Linked DNA regions of Mus musculus: regions 2 and 3 are each linked to region 1. Evidence: chromatin loops called from intact Hi-C (ENCODE). Cell type or tissue: left cerebral cortex. All regions are shown on one strand.

Evidence for each region. Peaks named below come from ENCODE experiments on the same cell type or tissue, not always from the same donor. Only the 100,000 strongest peaks of a DNase experiment are listed, where the experiment ranks them.
Region 2: it touches region 1 in a loop (3-fold over the local background); 19 of 42 quality-filtered maps call a loop at or near these places.
Region 3: it touches region 1 in a loop (4-fold over the local background); 8 of 42 quality-filtered maps call a loop at or near these places.

What each region holds. Positions count from the first base shown.
Region 1 is chr9:96,280,905-96,288,904 of GRCm38, reverse strand. It overlaps Tfdp2 (transcription factor Dp 2), which reads right to left. Exons shown (of 13, transcript NM_001184706.1): 5 at 1,183-1,304. Gm39408 (a long non-coding RNA gene) reads right to left here and starts at 5,412. Exons shown (of 2, transcript XR_871038.1): 1 at 4,296-5,412; 2 at 3,636-4,255. In left cerebral cortex, CTCF peaks have their summits at 3,783 (motif pointing left) and 7,220; a DNase peak (open chromatin) is centred at 3,787.
Region 2 is chr9:96,487,876-96,495,875 of GRCm38, reverse strand. Gm28729 (predicted gene 28729) reads left to right here. Exons shown (of 11, transcript NM_001370882.1): 9 at 1,415-1,521; 10 at 3,692-3,804. Among named protein-coding and RNA genes, the nearest start is that of Rnf7, 13 kb to the right of the region's middle. In left cerebral cortex, a CTCF peak has its summit at 3,837 (motif pointing right); a DNase peak (open chromatin) is centred at 3,839.
Region 3 is chr9:96,814,671-96,822,670 of GRCm38, reverse strand. No RefSeq gene overlaps it. Among named protein-coding and RNA genes, the nearest start is that of C430002N11Rik, 53 kb to the right of the region's middle. In left cerebral cortex, CTCF peaks have their summits at 35, 2,468 (motif pointing left) and 3,917 (motif pointing right); DNase peaks (open chromatin) are centred at 849 and 3,938.

The sequences.
Region 1 (8,000 bases):
CAAGAGAACACAGGGCTGGAGAAAAGGCTCAGAGTATAAGACACTTGCCATGCAAACCCAAGGACCACACCCTAGCACTCACATAAAAGGTATGTCTTTAGGGTGACCTGCCTGTAATTCCAGCATTTACTCTAGAGTCCAAGTTAGGGGATTATTGGGGCAAACTGGTGAGGTAGATTAGCCAAATCAGCAAGTTGACTTCAAGAAAAAACTACCCCTTAGTAAATACAATGGCAAACAATCAATGTAGACACCCCATGTCAACCTCTGGCCTTCATATGTGTATATACACACACACATGTATATTCACAAATACATATGCTCATGCAAACATAAACACATACATCACACACACAGACACAAAACTTTGAAAAAAGAACTTCTGGCGGGGCAGTGGTGGCTCATGCCTTTAATCCCAGTAACTCAAGTGGCATAGGCAGGTGGATTTCTAAGTTCGAGGCCAGCCTGGTCTACAGTGTGCGTTCCAGGACAATCATGGCTACTCAGAGAAACCCTGCCTCAGAAAACCAAAAAAAAAAAAAAAAAAAAAAAAGCCGGCGTGGTAGCACTTGTCTTTAATCCCAGCACTCGGGAGGCAGAGGCAGGGGGATTTCTGAGTTCGAGGCCAGCCTGGTCTATAAAGTGAGTTCCAGGACAGCCAGGGCTACACAGAGAAACCCTGTCTCGGAAAAACAAAAACAAAAACCAAAAGAACCTTCTGGAGAGACAGCTCTGCTGTTAAGAGTCCATGCAGATTTCTTAGGGACCGCAGTTCCCTAGTTTCCAGCATTAGCGTTAGGTGGATCACAAGCGCCTGTAACTCCAGTTCCAGGGAGCCAATGCTCTTTTCTAGACTCAGCCGGCACCTGTACCCTTGGTCACATACTCCACCCCCTACATACACACATATACATAATTACATCTCTGGGTGGTGAGATGACAGATAGAGGCACCTGATGGCAAGATGGGGAAACTAAGCTTGATCTCTAGGACTCACACAATGGACAGAGAACTGACTCTCAAAGTTCTCCTCTAACTTCCACACAGACTCCATTGTATTATGTGTGCACATTTACAAAATAAATACATGTAAAATGTAAAAAGAGGGAGTAGGAAGAAGATAAGACAGCAAGCTAGTAAGGGGGTGGGAGGCTTAGAAACAGTAATTTCTGACACTCTTACCTGGGAACCCAGCCAGCAGCCTCAGCTATGTGAGTCTGAGTGACCATTGCGGGTGCAGGGGTATATGGATTCCCAATCAGAACACTTCCTGAATTGGCAATTCTCTGCGGTGTGCTTATAATCTGTAAAGTTGGTAACAAGAAAATAAAATTTTATTCAAGCCTTTAATTCCAGCCCTGGGGAAGCAGAGGCAGGAGGATTTCTGTGAGCCTGAGGCTAGTCTGATCTAGAATTCCAGGCCAGCTAGGGCTACATAGTGAGACCCTGTCTCAAAAAAATAAGCATATATATTTAAAAGGCAACTTTTTAAAAAGGAAGGGGGAGCTGGAGATGGAGTTAAGAGCACTGGCTGCTCTTCCAGAAGACCTGGTTTTGATTCTCTGTACCCACATGGTGATGGCAGCTCACAACCACCCGTAATTCACCCACTCCAATTCCACGGGTCCAGTGCTCTCTTCTGGCCTCTTCAGGCATCAGGTACACAAATGGTGCATAGACACAAATGCAGGTAAAAGACCCATATAATAGACAGACAGACAGGATGCTTTTGGCTAACATGTGGGGAAGAAGTGCCGTCAAGAGCTCTTAATGATGATCATCTAAGCAATCACTAGTATCTTTGGTTTAATTCTATCTTAGCATCTTAGAACAGCAGTACCCTGACTCCTGACATGATGTCACAGTGTAGATTCAAGTAAGTGATCAGCAATTGAGGATTAACCTGACAACTGACAATTTCTTACTGTCAGAAAAATGAACAGCTTTTTTCCTACGTGGTAAGCACTTTGGGAGCTGGAAAGATGGCACCCTGGTTAAGAGTGCTTGCTGTGTAGCTGTAAGGTCAGGAGTTTGAATCCCATCAAATAATAAGCTGGGCACACCATGCATACTTACCTGTAAGCCCAGTTCTGAGGGAATTAGGGAGAGAGGAACTGTTAGTGCTTCTAGTATAGCTGAAAATATGCATGCTCCAAGTTCAGGGAGATGCCCTGCCTCATGCATTCAAATTAGCAGAGAATATAGCAAGGTAACTGATGCATGTTCCTGGCCTTCAAGCACACATGTATGTAACATGCCCGTACACAAATCAGCTTTTAATCCTAGTACTTGGGAGGCAGAAGTAGGAGGATGTTAGCAAGTTTGAAGCCAATTAGGGCCACCAAATGAGACACTATACTAAAAGCAAGCAAGTAAACCCTCCAACCGGTACCCATAAGAGGGAAACAAAAGCTTCATTTGAAATTGAGTCTACAATTGTAGTAGAGCCTGATTTATGTGACCTAGGAGAACAGTAAAGTAGATCTTCAGAACTCAATATACATACAAAACCACTATACAATCTGGATTGTTATACGATGCAAAATCTAAGTTCCTTGAAAAAGCCAAATGGGGCCTGGAGAGATAGCTCAGCAGTTAAGAGCACTGACTGCTCTTCCGAAGGTCCTGAGTTCAAATCCCAGCAACCACATGGTGGCTCACAACTATCCTAACAAGATCTGATATCTTCTTCTGGCATGTCTGAAAACAGCTACAGTGTACTTACATATAATAAATAAATAAATCTTTTAAAAAAAGAGAGGAGAGGAGAGGAGAGGAGAGGAGAGGAGAGGGGAGGGGAGGGAAGGGGAGGGGAGGGGAGGGGGGAGGGGAGGGGAGGGGAAAGGGGAGAGGGGAGGGGAGGGGAGGGGAGGGGGGGAGGGGAGGGGAGAGGAGGGGAGGGGGGAGGGGAGGGGAGGGGAGGCGGGGAGGGGAGGGGAGGCGAGGCCAAATGTACCTTCTGTACTGATCTGAACTTCAGAATTTCAAGTCAGTGGAGAGTTAGAATGTTACAGATAGAGAGCCAAAATGATATTGGAGTATTTTTGACAGTCATTTATCATCAACCTCTGTATCTGGCTGAACACCCCTTTTGGCTTCTGAGAATCCAGACTTAGAGCCTGAGAAAAACCCCTGTGTTTCCACACACCTCCTGGAGCAGTTTCCTAGCCTGAGAGGCTCTTTTAAGAGGAGGCCCATGAGCTAACTCAGCTGGCGGGTACTGGAGCCTCAGAGCATCTCCCAAGCACAACAGGGTTCCAGAGAAGGGTTGGAAAGCATGAAAACGAGAGCTAGGCAGCCAGTGGGGAAAACACAGCCTGAAGCAGTTCGGAGTCAGACAAAGAGAGGGACTGACCAAAGGGGTGGAACAAGAAGCTAACAGCCAGTGCAAAGAGTTAGCTGAGTGGCTGGGAGACTTGGCAGGCACCAGCTACAGATACATGGAAATAGAAAAACTGAAAACTCAACAGACTTCATAAGATACTTGGAAAGTCATTAAGAAGAGAAAGATTAAAAAGAAAAATGTCTCCTGCGTTAAAAAATGGAAAACACAATGACACAATGCATCTAGACCCCATCACTTATCAGCATACAAATAATTATTTTTCAATAATAATTGCAATTTTATATATCCCTTTTTTAAAAATCAAAAGAAAGCAAACTTACAAATGGAAAAGATTGAAATATTAAATGCCAGTGTTAGCAATAATAATAAACGGATTGTAAAATCCTCTCAGAAAAAGGATCTTTGGAGGAACCCAATCCAAAGCCTACAGAGCCACCTTGTGACAAGATTGCAGAATGCCAACCTATTAAATTCCTAAATAAAGAGACTATGCTGAGTTAAGAATAAAGATTATGTTCAGAACAATGTCATACAATAGATTATATATTTCATTTTATAGAGTTTGGAGAATTAATATATGTATATATTTTAATACATCAAACAATTGGTAGTCAAGATTTTGATGTTTCTGCCTTGAATTCTAAAAAGGCTGATTGTGAGACTGCACATTTATTAGAGATGGTGGCTATCTTGGAAATCCTTTACAGACTAAAGTTGATGGTACTTTAATATATGTATTCTTAGAATACGATATTTTAGATATTATGGCAGAAAATATATTACTGGCATATCTCATAATCCTACAAGTTGGACAATTGTGAAAGGATTTAGCTATACTTCAAAGGAGTAAAACACAAGAGCTACTGAGAGACATTGGGCTATGGGGAAAAATTGCCGAAATAAACCAACCTATATATTATAAGGATGTCTTTAATGGAAATAAACCAACCTATATATTATAAGGATGTCTTTAATGGAAATAAACCAACCTATATATTATATGGATGTCTTTAATGGAAATAAACCAACCTATATATTATAAGGATGTCTTTAATGGAAGGTAGGAAATACGTTACGTTAGAGAAGAGGTTTTGCCTTGGTTTTAACAGAAGAAAAGCTAGGGGTTCCATCATAATAAAGATTAGATCTGACAGACCTCCTGAAGGTCCCATCCTGCCTATAGCCTATAGCAGGATGGGAGAAACCAAGAAGAATAAAACAGGTAAAGTTTGTGCTGCCTCTGGACGTGGGAACATTTCTGAGACAGGCTGACACATGACAGTGTCTCTGTAAAGCCAACAGATCTTGTTGGCTACAGAATCTTCAGGAATTATTACATGCCATCCTTCAAATGGCATCGATGAAAATTTGTATTACAGGTTGGTTATATAGTTCAAACTAACTTTTGCCTGCTCAAAGAATCACCTTTAACATGCCAAACATGCATTCATGCAAAAATGTGTATTACAGTTAAAAGCTTGTAGGTTCACAGAGACAAACAACCAAACCCCAGTGATGTTAGAGCGGCCCTGACAAGACTCACCCTGAAGGACGCTGAGAAGGATGCTGAGACATATTTATTCCAGCATCCTGCTACTTCCAGCCAAACAGTCAGGACTTCATTTAAGCCCTGCACTTTCCCATCACAGAGGGACTGGACAACAAATGTTACAGCTAGCTTTCTTGAGACTGGCCATGTCCCAATTTTATACAGACTCCTAAAAGGGGCTGACACCCCCAGATTGCAGGAAGCAATTTTAAGAGAATGGCATCTCATTCCCAAAAATTGATGTGGGTGGATTTGGTTACTCAGTGGGAGGATTATTAGTGGTCTTGGTCAGAGAGGTTAGATTCAGGGATTTCTGTTTCTTTCCTCTGTCCGTCTCTCTCTCTCCTATCTAGTGTTAGAGAAAGAGAGAGAAGTTAGAAATAATAGGATAAAGGGGTAGATTGTTGAATCTACTTTTAGACCAAAGAATATTAACGAACCAAATATTTTACATTTGGGAGCCGGGCGTGGTGGCGCACGCCTTTAATCCCAGCACTTGGAGGCAGAGGCAGGTGGATTTCTGAGTTCGAGGCCAGCCTGGTCTACAGAGTGAGTTCCAGGACAGCCAGGGCTACACAGAGAAACCCTGTCTCAAAAAAAAAAAAAATTTACATTTGGTTTGGATTTTGTATATTGATACAGATTAAGGCTATATTTCATTACAACATACTATGAATATATGTTTCAACTCTTGTTTAAGGTGTTGTATCTATGCAATGCTTCAAAATGCAATATTAAGTTCTAGTTTTTTAAAGATGCTATTATAAACTGTTCATGTTAATTAAGAAATCCAAGTGAATAGTTAGTCCATCAAACTTATGGTCATGTTAGGTACGAGCTTATTAGTTAATTAACTGGAGTATTCCATCAGCTTCTTTACTGCTCTGCTCCTACAAGAGGAATCTTCACAAGACTATCCTAAGTACTCTATGTCTCACTTGTACAGCATTGTTACTGAAGAATTATTTTCTGTTATTAGAAGCCTGGAGCTTAGTGTTACTGATATAAAAGACTTTGAAAGAGGATGAGAAAGAAAACATAAGAAAAAACAAGTTTCTTTATTGAGAATAACACTGGATATTAATTAGCAAAATTTATTTTACTTCTCAATATCAAATTGTCACATTTTACACAGCAGTTTCTTGACATTCTCTCTCTCTCTCTCTCTCTCTCTCCCTCCCTCCCTCCCTCCCTCCCTCCCTCCCTCCCAACTTCCCTCTCTCTCCCTCCCTCTCCCTCTCTCTCTCTCTGGCTGGAATTTGCTATGCAGGTCAGGCTAGACTCGAATTCACAGAGATTTGTCTGCCTCTGCCCACATGTCCTGAGATTTTAACATTTTCTGAGTGGACAAACCAGAGAGGTTGAATCTGTAGATTAGATTCTGTAATGGAGTAGAAAAGAATCTGTACTGCAAATTCAAAATGCATATTCTTTAAAACTAGGATAATAACAATATTACTAAGAATCAAAACAAATGCTGGGTATGCTGCCACACACATTCAATCCTAACACTAGAGGCACAGGCAGGGGGATCTCTGTGAGTTCAAGGCAGCCCAGTCTACATACTGAGACTCTGTCTCAAAACCAGAAGAAAAGAAAAGGTAGACATGGACGTGCAGCCCCTGATACCAGCTGCATAGGCGGCTGAGGCAGGGGAAGAGCTTCAGCCCAGGAACTCCCAGCCTGGGTAACAGAGCAACACCTCATCTCAAAGCAAGCAAAACCAAGACAAAACAAATAACAAAACCAAAAACGAAAGAAAAACTCAATCTACCCCCAGTGCAGAAAATAAGTTACATAGATAATGAGTCAAAGCATACTTTACCTCCTTGAACCATAATTTTGAAGTTCCAAATTTAAGTAAGAATTAAAAATATACCTCTAGGAGGAAAATACCTAATAAAAATATATATGTATATTAAAAAAAATTATATATACCTCTACATTGGCAAGAAGGCCATGTTGGGTAAAGGTGCTTGCCACCAAGCCTAATGACCTGAGAGAGTTTAATCCCTGAAAACGCACATGGTAGGAGAGAAATGACTATTGGAGTTGTCTGAGCTCCACACGTGCCTTTTACCTTATTTGGACAGACATGTACACATATGAAAATAAATTAATATGTAAGTGTAAACATACTTCTAACATTCAGCTAAGAAAAGGAAAAGCCATTTTAAATTTTAGAATCAACTATTCTTCATACTCCAAACCTTAGATCTCTTTAATCTTGCCTGTCATTTCTAGGACGACTGATTAGTTAGGCTAGGAAGAATCAAGAGCAACTAAGCATCCCTCCAACAACACAGTTGAAGGACTGCTGCCATCTATGGGTAGAACAGCTGAAAACGTATTTACTCGGAAAAGGAATTTTCATAGTTATCAAGTATTATGTTCAATTGCTGTGACATTTTTGTTTTCACTAAGTGTGTAGTAGTTTCTCTTCTTCTGAACTAAAATAGCCAGGAGTGAAAAGCCATACTAAAGCAAGCATTGCTAAGCTAGCTTCCCAGGTTGAAGGATGGCTCAGCAGTTACTTGCTGCTCTTCCAGAAGACCCAAAGTGGGCTCTCAGCAACATCTTTAACTCCACTCCAGTGGTCCAATGCCTCTTCCAGCCTCCAAGGAGACTGCCACATGATGTAGGTCACACACTCACACAGATACACATGTATACACACAAATAAAAGTAAATCTAAATTAGTTTTTACAACCAATGAAAATTCTTTTCATAAGGACTTTTAAAGGGGGGGAGGGGTTGACGGGGTGGGGGGGAGGGGTTGACGGGGTGGGGGGGAGGAGCTGCCTGCATGCCACAGAATATGGACATCAGAAGACAACTCTCAGGAGTTGGGTCTCTCCTTTCAACCATGTAAGTTCCAGGAATGGATCTTAGATCACAGGCTGGGCAGCAAGTATATCAACCTTCTGAGCACCTTTTTTGAAATATCTAGCTTCCAAGAGTTTTAAAAGGGAAGGGCACAAGAAACAAGACTTTAAGGAGCTGATGAGTCAGGCTGGAGAGATGGCTCAGTGGTTAAGAGCACTGACTGTTCTTCCAGAGGTCCTGAGTTCAATTCCCAACAACCACATGGTGGCTCACTGTTCA
Region 2 (8,000 bases), 210 kb before region 1:
CCCCAGGAACAGGGGGATTACATATGCTTGTGAGCCAGCAAGTAGGAGCTAGGAACTGCACCTGAGTCCTCTGCAAGAGCAACAAGCGCTCTTAACCACTGAGCCATCTCTCCAGCCCCAGTATCCTGTTTTAATCCATCTAGTCTGAAGAACATGGATAGATCTGGAAGCTGAAGGTGTTAGAGTCCTCGACACATGACTTCCTTGAGAGCTAGGAAGAGTCTGGTAGTGCTACATAGGGCTGGCTTCAGTTCCATCCACCAAGTCAGCGGAGAGTGTGTAGACTGAGCAGCAGAGTCAATGTTAAAGTTGAGTTAACCCGAAGCGAAAGGTCAAGCCCTCATAGGCGTTAACAATTCAGGAGTGATCTCTTGATGATAACATTATAATTTATATCAGAGCATCAGTTAACTTTCCTTCAGTCCCTGTGGTACTGAATGTGCCTTCAGGAAATGACTGCTCTGTCTTCACTGCAACCTCCAAGACAGGTCACACAGCCCCTCTCAGGCCAGGTTACAGACAGAAAGTGAGGTCCACAAGGGCCCATGGCTTGCTCATGATCTCATGATCAAGGAAAGGGCAGAGGTGAGCCAAGGACTCCTGAAAACCAGCCAACAGAACACCACCAGGATCTTCAATGACCTACCAAGAAATCAGGAAAATCCAACAGCCACCACATCCTTAACATTCCTGGTCTCGGCTGATCTCAGATAACTAAGGAGAATCAGCCCAGAGTTGTTGGGTAGGAGAAGAATAATGGTTTTATTTTCACAAAGCTAGATCCATTGGATTTCAAAGTCTTTATTCTCAGACTTGCCTTTCTTAATTGTATGTGAAAATATTTGTCTGTTTATAATGTTGCCTGGTAAGCCTGACATCCCAGGATTTAGGAGGCAGAGGCGGGATGATCTCTATGAGTTTGAGGCCAGCCTGGTCTACAGAGCAAGTTCTAGGACAGCCTGGACTACGTAGAGACCCTATACCAAAAATAAATAAATAAATAAAGATCACCAGGTCAGAGTTGTCATTTATTTGACAGACTGAAAGTTATCAAGTCCTTGTCAATCTCTCCCATTGCTTTGGCTTCTTTTATTTATGTATTTATTTATTTATTTTTGATTTTTTTGAGACAGGGTTTCTCTGTGTAGCCCTGGCTGTCCTGGAACTCACTCTGTAGACCAGGCTGGCCTCGAACTCAGAAATCTGCCTGCCTCTGCCTCCCAAGTGCTTGGATTAAAGGCGTGTGCCACCACGCCCAGCTTTGCTTTGACTTCTTACTGGTATATAAAGTATAAATGACTATGAAGTCTTATAAGATGGAGGTAATTTTCTGAAATTAGGGTTGCCTTCCTTTGAGGGACCGTGAGCCGTGCTGGGCTCAAAGCCTTTTCGTTTCATCCTTTTCTCTTTGCAGCTTGATCAAATACTCAACTCACTTAAGAGAGATGGACCTTGGGAACAATGTCCTGGGAGAAACGGCTGCAGTGGACATCCTGGAAGCACTGAGAGTCAGGAAGACGGGTGAGGTTTCATGCCCTTCCCTCAGGCCCTGAACCAGTCGCAAGTGTCTCGATGTTGTTGTCTCTTGGTGTTTAAATAAGAAATCTCATCTGTGAATTGTCGCAGGCTAGCTACCACTGTGCCAACATGCTGAGACTCGTACAGAGCTCAAGAACGTTTGCAATGCTGTGTGTACCCTTGGATCATTTGAGTAATGATTTCTAGGCAATCTACTCACAGCCTCTGAAGTAGCTGGTTTACAGCATGCCTCCCAGCGCAGCTGGGTTTTACTGTTTTTTTGTTTGTTTGTTTGTTTGTTTGTTTGTTTTCGCTTTTTATGAATTTTTTCTCTGTTGCTTTTGGGTTTTTTTTTTTCTTTCTTATTCTCCAAGAAAGTTTTCTCCTGTTCTCTAGTCTCCTCTCAACCCAACCTAAAGTACAAAAATCAACTGTAAAACGGAAGTAACAACCATGCTAAGACCATAGTTGAGCCACACTGGAGAGCTGAGACTGGAGCCTTTCACGTTGGAGGCCATCCTGGGCTATCTAAGGATACCATGAAGAGTGTGGGGGAGGGGGAGAAGAAGGGGGGAGAAGGGGAGGGACGGAGGGGAGGAGGAGGTAGCACATGAGCAAGGATCACAGGGAACTTCTAAGTCACTGAAGTCTAAGTCTCTAAGTCTGGCTCTAGCTGGCAGGCAGTGCTGAGTGTCCTATGGCCGTGTAACCCTTCGAAAAGGAGAGAAGGGAGGTCACTTAACAGTGACCACCCCTAGCCTCTCTTTTAGTATGCATCGCCAGAACTGGTGACAGCTCTTCTAGCTGCTTCTACAGGGGAGAGCAAGAAATGCCATTTTCAATGCAGCTTGATGTAAGACATGGACAGATTTTAAAGTGAGAGGGAGGAGGACTCAGTTCTGGGTCAGGCTGAGTGGGGGAGAGTTCAGCAGCGCCAGCATGCTGTCATTTCTCCAGTAAAAAGGTCAGAGGTCACATTTTTCCTTCCCCGGCAGTGTTGTAAAAGAGGGTCACAGGAGTGTGGTCTGCTGTGCTGCTCCACCTCAAACCAAAGCCATGCATCTTTAATGACCAATTAAATGACTCTAAGATTTTTTTTTCAATTATCCTTTTCTTTTAGAGGAACAGAACACCCACTTCTTGTTCCATTAGAGCAGGCATGAGGTCCAGCAGGATAATTCTGTTAAACCTGACTGTAAGTGCGATAAGCGCTTTGGTTTTCCTGGTGCCGACGCCACCCCTTCATCCTACCTGGTAGTAAAAACCCATTATTGGGCTGCTGGCAATCTCCACAGCATTAGTGCAGGGAGCGTAAGGACAGACAGCCTCTGGTGACAGGATGGGAAGTGATTTTTCACTCAGTACCTCTCTGGGATGGAAAACGTCTTCCACGCTTAGTAAATGGCTCAATTTACATAAATGAGAGGCTAATTATGGCGCGCCCACCTGAAAATGAAAGTACTCATTTAAACAGCATTAAAAAGCAATCTATGGCTTAGGAAATCAGCAGTTTTGAAACTTAGTCTAAGTGTGCATCGTGAGTAGCCTTAATGCGTGTATGTCATGAGCTAGAGTCATTATGGGCTGTTTCTGACGGAGCACTTTAATTATGTTTGAACACAGTGAAGAGTCTTCAAAAAAAGGGGGGGTAGCTGCTAAGATTTTACAGGGTGACTCACTTGGACTTTAACCCTAAAGGCATCGTTTTAAACCTTAAAAGACAATGGAAACACTAATTATAAAAAATAATGTTCTTCCAGTGTTTTCTCTCTTCCTACCATTTATTTGCAAGTCAACAATTTCTAATTCTCCTTTCACGAAATCAGAATAACTTACTTACTTGGTAACAAGTGAGTTTGGTTTGCTTATGCCTTTTTCTTTCCCTCCCTCATCTTCTCCTCTTCCTCTAGTTGAGGTCTTGATTTTTTTTTTTTTTTTTTTTTTTGAGACAGGATCTCTGTAGCCCAGGGTGACCTTGAGCTGGCTATATATGTTTGTATGTAATTGAGGCTAGTCTTCCTGCTTCAGCCTCTGGAGTCCAAAGACTGCAGATGAGTACCAACCATGCCCGGCTTTAGCAAGGAGCCAACTCTAATGATGGAATTCGGACCATCCGAGCAGCCCTGAACAGCGTTAGCCGTTCTCCTCATTCTTGCTTATTCTCTCTGCCCAGGTAAACTACCACCCTTAAAAGTTACAGTCACTCCCCGGATCTCTTCGGACACCTTCAGATCTATCTGGAAACTTAGCAAGAAATCTAATAGGAGGCGTAAAAAGAAGAAAAAGGTAAAATCTTCAGCGTCTGCACAGTTGAGTAGCAGCCACCAGGGGGCGCAAGATGAAGCGTGGGCCTCAGTGGAAATTAATGGCGCCTTCGATCCCAGAGTTTAGGGTCTAGGCCATCCTCCCCTAACCCACAGTCAAACGGATGATGGCTGTGTCACGAGGCAAGCAGTAAGACAACATCATCTCTCAAACATTAGTGAAAACTGCCTCAGCTCCTCTGCCCTGCTGAATTCGTGTTCCTGCAGGCCTGCTGCGGGTCTGCCAGGAGCCTCATGTCTGCTCTTAGGTGCCAGGGCTGCCCGGAGGAAGAAGAGGATTTGCATATGCTTACTCTCCACTGCGTAAAACTGAACTTTCTTTTTTAATGGGGCAAATATTTAATAGCACTGTTACGAAATGAGCTGTTTACAAGTAATAGGTAGAGGACTTTTGATACAGAAATTTAGAAGTGTGCACATGCATTTAAAAACCTAGACTGCGGGCTGGCGAGATGGCTCAGGAGGTAAGAGCACTGACTGCTCTTCCAGAAGTCCTGAGTTCAAATCCCAGCAACCACATGGTGGCTCACAACCACCTGTAATGAAATCTGATGCCCTCTTCTGGTGCGTCCAAAGACAGCTACAGTGTACTTATGTATAATAATAAATAAATCTTAAAAAAGCAAAAACAAAAACCTAGACTGCTGTACACCAAAATATCAGCATTGTTACTACCATCCAATGAGTAAATATTCTCCCCACCCGGGCTTGTATGTGTGTCGTCTATTTAGTTAGTTAGTTTTGAGGCTTGGTCTTACTCTGTATATCAGACTGGCAGACTGGGCTTAAACTTCTGGCAATCCTTTGTCTCCTTGAGATTACAGGCGTGAGCTACCATGCCTTTTTTGTTGTTGATGTTGTTGTTGTTTTGTTTTGCTTTGTTTTCTTCTTTATGTATTTTTTAAACACAACTATTTCTGACCCAGAACATAGTGGCTCATACCATCATCCTAATATTACTTGAGACGCTGAGGCAAGAGAATTGCCACAAGTTCAAGGCCAGCCTGGGCTATCTAGTGAGTTCAGGCCAATCTGGTACACAATGTGAAACTGCCTCAAAAACTAAAACAGAAGTAGTCCACAGTTGTAGAGAGAGAGAGAGGATGAGGAGCTAGAGAGACTCTAAATGCCGGCAGCGCAAACCCACTAAGCCAACCCGGGCACCAGCCGTCAGGTCGGAACACAAAAAGCAGGGCATGCAGGCAGGTGTCAAGCCCGTGACGGAATGAATGTCACAGACACTGCTGCCTGCCTGCGTTTGCTGTCCTCTGAGTAGTCACGTTTATTGGGTAAACCAACATTAGCCAGCTCAGTAGGAAGTGTTGCTCCGGGCTTTGCTTTTGAATTGCTGGAAAGTATAACTAGTTTGCAGCTGTATCCCACCCAAAGCTAGCTGGAAGTCATTTGCTCTTACAACTCATGGCTATGTTTCTGACCTCTGCTCATTTTAAAGAGCCACTGCCTATGTATTTTGTTTTATTAGCCCAGATCTAGAAAAGGTCGTTATCCCTCATAAAGAAACTTAGGGCAATGTGTGCTGCGCAATGTCTCAGGACAGGTGCTAAGTGCATTGATGAGAGACTTCTGAGTTCTCCGAAGTAATAGAAGCACCCCAATAAAAACACTAATTAAACACAATTAAAATCGATAACACCAATTAAATGCATTAAGATGAATATCATTGCCCTGTTCTCTCTCTCTCTCTCTCTTCCTTTCTTTCTCTCCCCCTTCCCTCCCCACCCCCCCAGCTCATAGAAACCTACCTGCTCCTGCCTCCCTTGTGCTGGGATTACAGCTGTGCGTTTTGCTCTGACCTCTCTCTTTCTTAATTGCTTTTTTTAAAAAAAGATTTATTATATGTAAGTACACTGTAGCTGTCTTCAGACACTCCAGAAGAGGGCATCAAACCCCATGATGGATGGTTGTGAGCCACCATGTGGTTGCTGGGATTTGAACTCAGGACCTCTGGAAGAGCAGTCAGTGCTCTTAAGCATTGAGCCATCTCTCCAGCCCTCTTAATTGCTTTTTGCTGACTTACCAGAGAACAGAAAATTCCTGTATACCACCAGGACACTCAACAGTCTCAATCAGACCTTCCTCCCACAGCGTTAAGACTGCCAAGTAACAAAACTACACAACCCTCATCCACTTAGGAAGTCCCAGACTGAGCCTCAGAAATCCAAATAAATGAGATGAGAAAGGCTCATTGTTTTAAAACCAGTCAGAGCCAGCGTGGTGTTGGCGACATACACCTTTATTTAGTCCTAGCACTCGGGAGGTAGAGGCAGAAGGATCTCTGTGAGTTTGAGGCCAGTCTGGTCTACAGAGCAAGGTCTAGGATAGTCAGGAGACTACATAGAGAAAGTGGTATCGCCAGGCGTGGTGGCACACGCCTTTAATCCCAGCACTCGGGAGGCAGAGGCAGGTGGGTTTCTGAGTTCGAGGCCAGCCTGGTCTATAAAGTGAGTTCCAGGACAGCCAGGGCTACACAGAGAAACCCTGTCTCAAAAAAAAACCAAAAAGAAAAAAAAAAAAAGAAAGAAAGTGGTGTCACTTATAATCCCAGAGCTGGGGAGGTGGAGACAGAAGCTTCCTGGGGCTCCCTGGACAGTGAGCCTAGCCTGGTCCTAGTGAGGTACTCTGTCTCAGAGGGGGGGGAGGGTAGGGACTGGGGATGGGAGGACGGGGTAGAGGAGAGAACATGAGGAGGATCACTAACACCAAAGGACTTTTGGAAAAGTCGTATTTAAAAACCTCCTAGAAGTTTCCTAAAATATATTCATATACATATATAAAGAGTTTAAACGGACTAACTCTATAATGGGCCAACAATGTCCCCAGACACCACAGACAACAAACACAAAGTCCAGTGCCCAAAAAGGTTACTTTTGGAGTCATTGGCCAGGGAACTCCCATAGACCCTCAGTGTTATGGATTATTAGTTGCCCTCCAGAGCTCGATCATAAGACCCTGTTGCTGACAACATCACTTTATTTGAGTCATTAGAACTTGGAGAAATCAAGCTAGTACTGGCCCAGAGGTATTATCCCTACTGGACGACAGAGCAGTCATCACTCTCACTCAGCTGTGAACCTTCCCAGCTATGATAATGGCAAGACATACCCACAAGTGTCATGGGAGTGAGTGATTGGACTTAAAGCCCACCCAACAAGATGAGTCCCATGCTTGGCACCATGACTGGGGCCAAGAACCTGTGAATAAGTGAGCCGGTTTTCTTTAAAGGTGTGGCCCCTGGTAAGTGGACCGTGTTCCAATGGATGGCCCCACACCCAAGAGTATGCAGGCAGCAGAAACGGGTTCCCATAAGAAACGGGTTCCCATAAGAAATGGGTTCCCATAAGAAATGGGTTCCCATAAGAAACGGGTTCCCGGGCTGGTGAGATGGCTCAGTGGGTTAGAGCACCCGACTGCTCTTCCGAAGGTCCAGAGTTCAAATCCCAGCAACCACATGGTGGCTCACAACCATCCGTAACAAGATCTGACTCCCTCTTCTGGAGTGTCTGAAGACAGCTACAGTGTACTTACATATAATAAATAAATAAATCTTAAAAAAAAAAAAAAAAAAAAGAAACGGGTTCCCATAAGAAACGGGTTCCCATAAGTGGATAGGGAAGAAGAATGGACCTGAAAGGAGTTGGGGGAAGGAATGGATATGATCAAAATGTACTGAACGAAATCTCAGAGAACCTAAAAACTCATCAAGGTAGATAGATCCCGGGGAATTACAGCTGACATATATACGCACATGTACACCCAGACCACTTGAATATGTACATGTAGAGATAAATAAATGAATAAATAAGTAAGACCAGACATATTCAGATGTGCTACCTTGATCATCTCTCAAAGGTCTTTGTCCTTTTATGATACGGTGTTTTCAGGGATGCCGCAGACCCTCTGTATCCCTTTGTCTGCGTGGAACGGGTCTCTGGGGCAGGTGGGCAAAGAGTGGGATGGAATGACAGACAGATGCACACAGGAGAGGTTGTGTAGAATCTGAATGTAATTTGTCAAATCGAGCATCAAACCTTTTATACAGAAGACAATAAGGAAGCTGGGTGACACACCAGCTAGGTACAAAGAGGTTACTGGATTCTTACACAAAACAGAGGAATACAAACACAGAAGGTCTAACAG
Region 3 (8,000 bases), 530 kb before region 1:
GATATAATCTGCCATGGTGGAGACAGAACGGTAGGGGGAGTTCTTTGTTGGCCATGGCATCAAAAACACCAGTATGCTTGCTCACATGTTCATACATTAGGTATACGACCATATCTAGAAGAGCTATGAGCAATTAATAACTAATAAGAGAGGGAAAACCAATCTTTTCCGGAGATGGGTCCTCTAATTGGTTGTCCAATACTATGTGATCAGCCCTAAAAACATAATATATTAACAACCTAAATGGACTCAGCAGGTTGTGTTTATGTATTTATTCGTGTGTGAGTGTGCATTGTGTGTGTGTGTGTGTGTGTGTGTGCATGTATGTGTGGTGTTTATGTGTATGTGCATGTGTTCACATGTGTGTGTATGTGTGTGAGTGTATGTTTACATACATGTGTGTGCATGTGTGTGTGTTTGTGTGTATGTGCATGTGTGTGTGTGAGTGTGTGTGCATGTGTGTGAGTGTGCGTGTGTGTGTGAGTGTATGTTTACATACATATGTGTGTGTGTGCGCATGTGTGTGTGTGCATAAAGTGAATAAATACACTGGAAAATAATCCCGAGCAACAGCTTCCAAAGTGAAGTTCAGCCTTACAGGGATGAAGCAATCTGAGTTTCAGCCTCAGCCTCAGTTTCTCCCACTGTGCTCTCTCCATACACTTGAGACGGCGGGTGTGGATGGGCTTTTCTGCCACACAGAACAAGCAATCGATTCTGCAGCCGGATGCCTTCCGGTTCAGTCCTGAGACACGTATGTACCTATGGTGTCAGACCCCTCAGGTTGAACACTCAGAACTGTCACACACGACTGCGCTTGAGTTGGCAGGTTTTACCTGGGCCTCTTGACCAAACTGGCCATGAATTTAGGTCTACCCACACCCATCCCCTGGGCTCAATTTGCTTGAGTCATCACAGAGCTTTAGGGAAACACTAGTTTATTACAAGGGATGCTGCAGAGGAAGAGATGTATATGGTGTGGGGGAGGGGCACAGAGCTTCCAATACTGTCTTGCTGAGCCACGGTCCATTAATTTCTTGCATCTAGCTGCCCAGCTCTCCACACTCTGTCTGTTAGGTTTTTATGAAGATTTCATTGCATAGGCATAATTGATTATGTCTTTGGCTACTGGTGATCAATATGACTACGACATCCCTCCCATCTCTGAAGGTTGAGTGATGGGGGTGAAAGTTCCACCCTCTGAGCATGCCGTGGTCTTCCCACCAAACAACCCTCAACTTGGAGCTATCTGGAGACTACCTGCATCAGGATACTTATTGTAGCATGCAAAAGAAATGATTTTAGAAAGCCTAAGGATTTTATAGGGAAATGGACCAACATCAGATATGTCTCGATATACATCTTCTGGAAGCAGTACTTTGAACTGTTGGACAAACATGGCTCTGAAATTTTCTATGGGGATGTTCAAATATTAAAAAATAGGAACAAGATCATTCTAGATCTTTTGTTCCAGGACTTGATTTTAAGGGTATATTTTTTAGGGGGCTGGCAAGATGGCTTAGTGGATATAAGCACTTGATGCTCTTCCAGAGGACCTCAGTTCAATTCCAAGCACCCACATGATCACAACTCTGGTTTGGGGGATCTGACACCCTCTGACCTCTGTGGGTACCAGGCACACAAATGGTAAACATATATTCATCCTAGGAAACACAAAAATAAAATTGATTGATAAATTTTGTTTTGTTTTTTGAAATAAGGTTTCTCTGTGTTTCTGGAACTTGATCTGTAAACCAGGCTGGCCTTAAACTCACAGAAATTCACCTGCCTTTGTCTCCTGAGTGCTAGAAAAATTTTTTAAAGAATGTATTTTTATTAAATTGCTTCCTTTAGCATCAACTTAGAAGTTTTTCTCATTAATTTCTTCAGCAGTATGTCTTGTAGATATTTCCATCTTGAGATGTGTAGATAGAGACAGACAGCTCATTTTATAAAATACAGAATAGACTAGTATATTTTATAGAAACAACAAAAATTAAATTTTATAGAACATAGATATTCTTTTTATATTCTTTTTTAAAACACATTTTATTTATCTTTTTATGTGTGACATGTTTATGTGTGTACATTTGTGTCAGTACAGGTTCAAGAGTGTCATGACAGACTTTTTTTTTAGCTTTTTTGTTTTGTTTTGTTTTTTCGAGACAGGGTTTCTCTGTATAGCCCTGCTGTCCTGGAACTCACTCTGTAGACCAGGCTGGCCTCTAACTCAGAAATCCGCCTGTCTCTGCCTCCCGAGTGCTGGGATTAAAGGTGTGCACCACCACGCCCGGCCCTTTTTAGCTGTTTTTAAAACGTTTTTAGGGCTGAAGAGACAGCTCAGCAGTTAAGAGCACTGACTGCTCTTCCAGAGGTCCTGAGTTCAATTCCCAGCAACCAACCACATGGTGGCTCACAACCATCTGTAATGGGATCACATGCCCTCTTCTGGTGTGTCTGAAGACAGCAACAGTGTACTCATATAAATAAAATAAATAATTCAAAAATAAATAAAAACATTCTTATTCTTTGAGAATTTCATATAAAACATTTTTTACCATATGCAGCCCCATCTTCCAACTTGTCCAGATTCATTTCTGCCTCCTACTCAACTTCATGTTCCACCCCCACACACACATACACAGACCCCTACCCCCTCGCCCCCCCCCCCCAGGCCCCTTTCTCGGCTCCTTGCCTCTCCTTTCTCCCTGTGCTGGAACTGCAAGTGGCCGTTACCACGCTGGGCTGAGCATTCTTTGTCAAGCTTCGCTTTGAACAGACTTAACAAACTCAACTATATGCTATTGGAATTAGAGTTTACTCGTTTTAGTGCCAGGAATCGAACCCAGGGCCTCGCACATGCTAGGTAAGCACTCTGCCACTAAGCCACATCCACAACCGTGTTCCTCTTTCAAAAGAGGAGCTCAGTGATGTGCCCAGGTGGCCTTAGCCTCCCATCAGACCGTAACCTCAAGGTCCTCCTGCCTCAGCCTCCTGAGTACAGGCCTGTGCTGCTGGCCTGGTGGTAATAATTAGCAATAATAAATGGCTTTCCAAGAAAACTACTAAACACCTGATCGAAGGTCTTTCATCATAGGCTCAGCAGAATTAGACTTGGAAGAAGTCTTCGGTAAATCCCTTTTTCAGAACCCAAGAACTAGGACAGGAAAGGTGGGGATACACGCCTCGCTGAATCTTCAGAAAGCCCCTCGAGGCGGGTTCAGCATCCCAGGCTGGGTAGGTCACCCTGATGTGTTAGATAGAATGTAGCTGCAGATACACAGGGTAAAGTAGTGGCTAGTGGGATGCCAGCCCGATCCTCATGGCTCAAGACTTGCAACTGAGTATCAGGAGTGTAGCCCTGTGTTCACACCTACCAGGAGCTAGCTCAGTCACAAATCTGTCCATGAGGAATCAGCCGAATACACAGGCATGACCAGGCCCTCCTAGCTGCTGAGGCCTGGCTAACAGCTGGGACAGATGAGCATCCGTGAGGAAAGGGTCACCAAGAGGAACAGAACTCCTCAGGGCTGCGGTACCCTCAGCAGGAGGATACCCTTGGGGCTGACTTCAGATGTGTCAGCCGAGTGAGAGTCCTGCCTCCCTACATGGGCTGCGTGAGTCTTCCAAGAGAGGAGAATGCTTTTCTAAATAGTCTGCCTTGAGTCCAGCCTAGGTAGACACAGGGGCTCTGGCCACTCTATTCCCTGGAAGAGACTGAGCGGCCTTAGTAAGGGGCGTTTCCTATGGCCTCTGCAGCAGTCCTACCAGATGTTGTGTTTGGAGAAGGATGTCAGTAAATTAAAAATGGGGGTCGCTGCAGTTACAAATTTAAGTCTAAATGGTTAGGGACTATTCCAGCCATCCTGGCTTATTTTTCTTTAAGTAAAACAATGTAGCGAGCGATAGTGTGTTCAACCACTAGAGGGCAGCATCAAATAAGCTATTGGTCTTTAGGGTTGGGTCTGCCTTATAGAAAAGTAGGTTCGCTTGTGTTTTAAGAAGTCGACAAACTGCCCTTGTTTGCCTGTCATGGAGGAGTTTCCACAGGCAAGCTTTTCCATGCTAACATCTGAGAAAGCCTAAGGCAAAGTAAAACAAGCCAGTGACTCAGGAGTTACACATGAAAACAAATGTATTATATCGTTCACATTTTATAGAAAAGTTTGACTGGGTGATTCACAGAGCTAGCTGGTGTGAAGCAGAATTGGATTAAAGGAACATGTTCTCTTTGTTTGTTTTGTTTGTTTTGTTTTGTTTTTCAAGACAAGGTTTCTCTGTATAGCCCTTGCTATCCTGCAACTCACTCTGTAGACCAAGCTGGCTTCAAACTCAGAGAGCCACCTGCCTCTGCTGGGATTAAAAGCGTGCACCACCGCCTGGCTAGGACCATGTTCTTTTTTTTTTTTTTTTTTTTTTTTTTTAAAATTTTTACTACTTTTATTTTTTTATTTTTTTTTTCCATTTTTTATTAGGTATTTAGCTCATTTACATTTCCAATGCTATACCAAAAGTCCCCCTTACCCACCCACCCCCACTCCCCTACCCACCCACTTCCCCCCTTTGGCCCTGGCGTTCCCCTGTACCGGGGCACACAAAGTCTGCGTGTCCAATGGGCCTCTCTTTCCAGTGATGGCCGACTAGGCCATCTTTTGATACATATGCAGCTAGAGTCAAGAGCTCAGGGGTACTGGTTAGTTCATAATGTTGTTCCACCTATAGGGTTGAAGATCCCTTTAGCTCCTTGGGTACTTTCTCTAGCTCCTCCATTGGGAGCCCTGTGATCCATCCATTAGCTGACTGTGAGCATCCACTTCTGTGTTTGCTAGGCCCCGGCATAGTCTCACAAGAGACAGCTACATCTGGGTCACAAGAGACAGCTACATCTGGGTCACAAGAGACAGCTACATCTGGGTCACAAGAGACAGCTACATCTGGGTCACAAGAGACAGCTAGGACCATGTTCTTAAGCAGGACACCGCATAATAGTCCCCTGAACAATCTGGGTCACTGTTAGGTTTCATGCTACCCAAACCTGATCACCATGGCTTAAGCAATAAAGTCATGTGTCAATCCTTTCAAATGGGTCCAGCATGCTCTCAGGATCTCAGATGCCTGCGGACGTCACACGGGCAGAACAGGGGCTCCTTGATTCCAAGGAAGCAGTGAGTTTATTAGGCACATTGCTGTTCCTGTCAAAGCTGCTTCAATTTAAGTGCATTAATTACTTTTCTATTGCTGAGATCAAGGTAATTTACACAAGGAAGAGTTTATTTGGGGTTTGTCTTAGTCAGGCTTTCTATTCCTGCACAAACATCATGACCAAGAAGCAAGGTGGGGAGGAAAGGGTTTATTCGGCTTACATTTTCCACATTGCTCTTCATCACCAAAGGAAGCCAGGACTGGAACTCAAGCAGGACAGAAAGCAGGAGCTGATGCAGAGGCAATGGACAGATGTTACTTACTGGCTTGCTCCCCCTGCCTTGCTCAACCTGCTCTCTTACAGGACCCAGGACAACCAGCCCAGGAATAGCACCACCCACAAGGGGACCTCCCACCCTTGATCACTAATTGAGAAAATACCTTAATTGAAAATACCTAGATCTCATGGAGGCATTTCCTCAAGGGAGGCTCCTTTCTCTGCGATAACTGCAGCTTGTGTCAAGTTGACACACAGAACCAGCCAGCACAGGTTCCAGGATGTTGGAGCAGAGGTCGCAGGCAGCAGGTGGCCATAACAACAGCCGAGGACTCATATCTTGAACTACAAACAGAAGGCAGACCGGGCAATCAGTAAGCTCACCACTGGCTTTTCAAATCTCAAAGCTTGCCCCTAGACACAACTCCTCCAACAAGACCACATCGCTTAATCCTTCCCAAACAGGTCCATCAACTGGGGACTGCATATTTAAACATACTAGCCTATGGGAGACAATCTAATTCAAGCCAGCACACTGAGGAAGAGTGGGTGCTAACAGAGCTAACAGTGAACATCCTTCCCCCAATCCCCTCCACCAGAGCTGAGGGTGTGTTGGCACTGTGCCACACAGAACCCCCACTTCAGGACTGCTTTCTATACTTGCTGGCAGCACTGGACTCTCAGCCTTTCCAGAACTTGCTCTGAAAGAGAACACCATTGGCCAAAGGACAAACCTCTTTCCCAGGACAGCCACATATACTGACTGGTCAGAACAAGAATGCAATAGCCAGGGAATAACTCAGAGATCCATGCCCAAATCAGAGTTCTTGTGGGGGCAGCAGAGGCCTTGTGACTTTCAAAGTCCAGCATCTGCTTTGTCACCTCCATTTACAGCAGTCACCCCCTGTAAACTTCCTGTGTTCCCTCCAAGGCTGCTTCCTGGGACTGCAGAGGGCGAGCACATTCTAGGTGCCAAGGCATCTACCTGGAGGGATAGGGAACTGCAGTCACTTATAGGAAAGGGAGAGTTTATTTATCACAGATTTCTCTACCATGGGGACATTTATTTACTTATTGTGGAAGCCAAACACAGCCGTACACTCAAGTTCCATCAACAGTGGAGAGAAAATATTTGGGAGTGGGGAGCACTTCTTCTGAGCATATGTAGATGTTTTTCCTTGTCATTATTCCCTAATGTAACACTGCTTATCATCCAGACTGTAGAGGAAGAGTCATCTAGAGATGTAAATATAGAGAAGGACATGTATATATTACAGACAAATGTAAAACCATCTCCTATGAGATTTGAGCGTCATCACATTGTGGCATCTGGGCTATGGAGGATCTTACAACCAATCCAATATGTATAATGATTACTTGCCTTGCAACCAATCCCCCATAGTTATTGTACAATGACTATTGATCTCGCAGCCAATATGTATAATGACTATACATACAAATTAAGCACTAGAAAATTTTAATTGTGGACAGTTCAAGGGTAATGGCAGAAAGGTTGTTATACCAAAACTTACCATTTACTGAATATCTACCATTGGCTAGAAGCCTTCCACTGCCATAGACTGTACAATCTCACAAAATAAATAACCATTAATTAGCCGAAAAAAGAGAAGGTCCAAATTAATAAAATTAAAAATGAACAGAGACACAAAATAAATCCAGAAAATTACAAATGCGTACTTTTAAAATTGGAAAACATTAAAGAAGTGAATGAACTTTTAACTGCATCTGACTGACCCAAGTTAAACCGAGATAAGATCAATCATTTCAACAGACCTGGACCCAGGAAGGAGATCAAAGCAATAGTAAGAGCTTTCCCAACAACAACAAACCCCCCGGGTCCAGATGTATTCACAGCAGACATCTATGAGATCTTAAAACAAGAACTATAAGCCCTGCTTTCCAAGCCTGTCCATAAAATGGAAATAGAACTAAAACTTACAAACTTTCTCTTTTGTTCTGAGATAGGGTTCCTCCATATATCCCTGGTTGTAGACCAGGCTGGCCTGGAACTCAAAGAGATCTGTCTGTGTCTGCCTCCTTCAGTGCTGGGACTAAAGGCGTGCACCACTACCACCCCACTTCAAACTTCCTTTTTAAAGCCAGTATTATGCTAGCACTAAAATAAGATAAAGACAAAAGAAAGAAAGGAATGATAGAAAGAAAAACTTTAGGTCAATATCCCTGAAGAACACAGATACAAAGAACATAATGCAAAATACTTGCAAGCTCCTTAGTTAAGGTTTTATTATTGCTGTGAAGAGACGCCATGACCAAGGCAACTCTTATTAAGGCAAGCATTTAATTGGGCCTGGCTTACAGTTTCAGAGGTTCAGTCCACTATCATGACAGCAGGAAGCAAGGCAACATGCAGCAGACTTGGTGCTGGAAGAACCAAAAGTTCTACATCCTGATGTGAAGGCAGCCAGGAGGATACTGCGTCTCACGGGCCAGACTTGAGCATCTATATGAGACCTCAAAGTCCTGCCTCCGAGGTGACACACTTCCTTTAACAAGACCACACCTCCTAATACTGCCTCTTTCTGTGGGCCAAGCATATTTA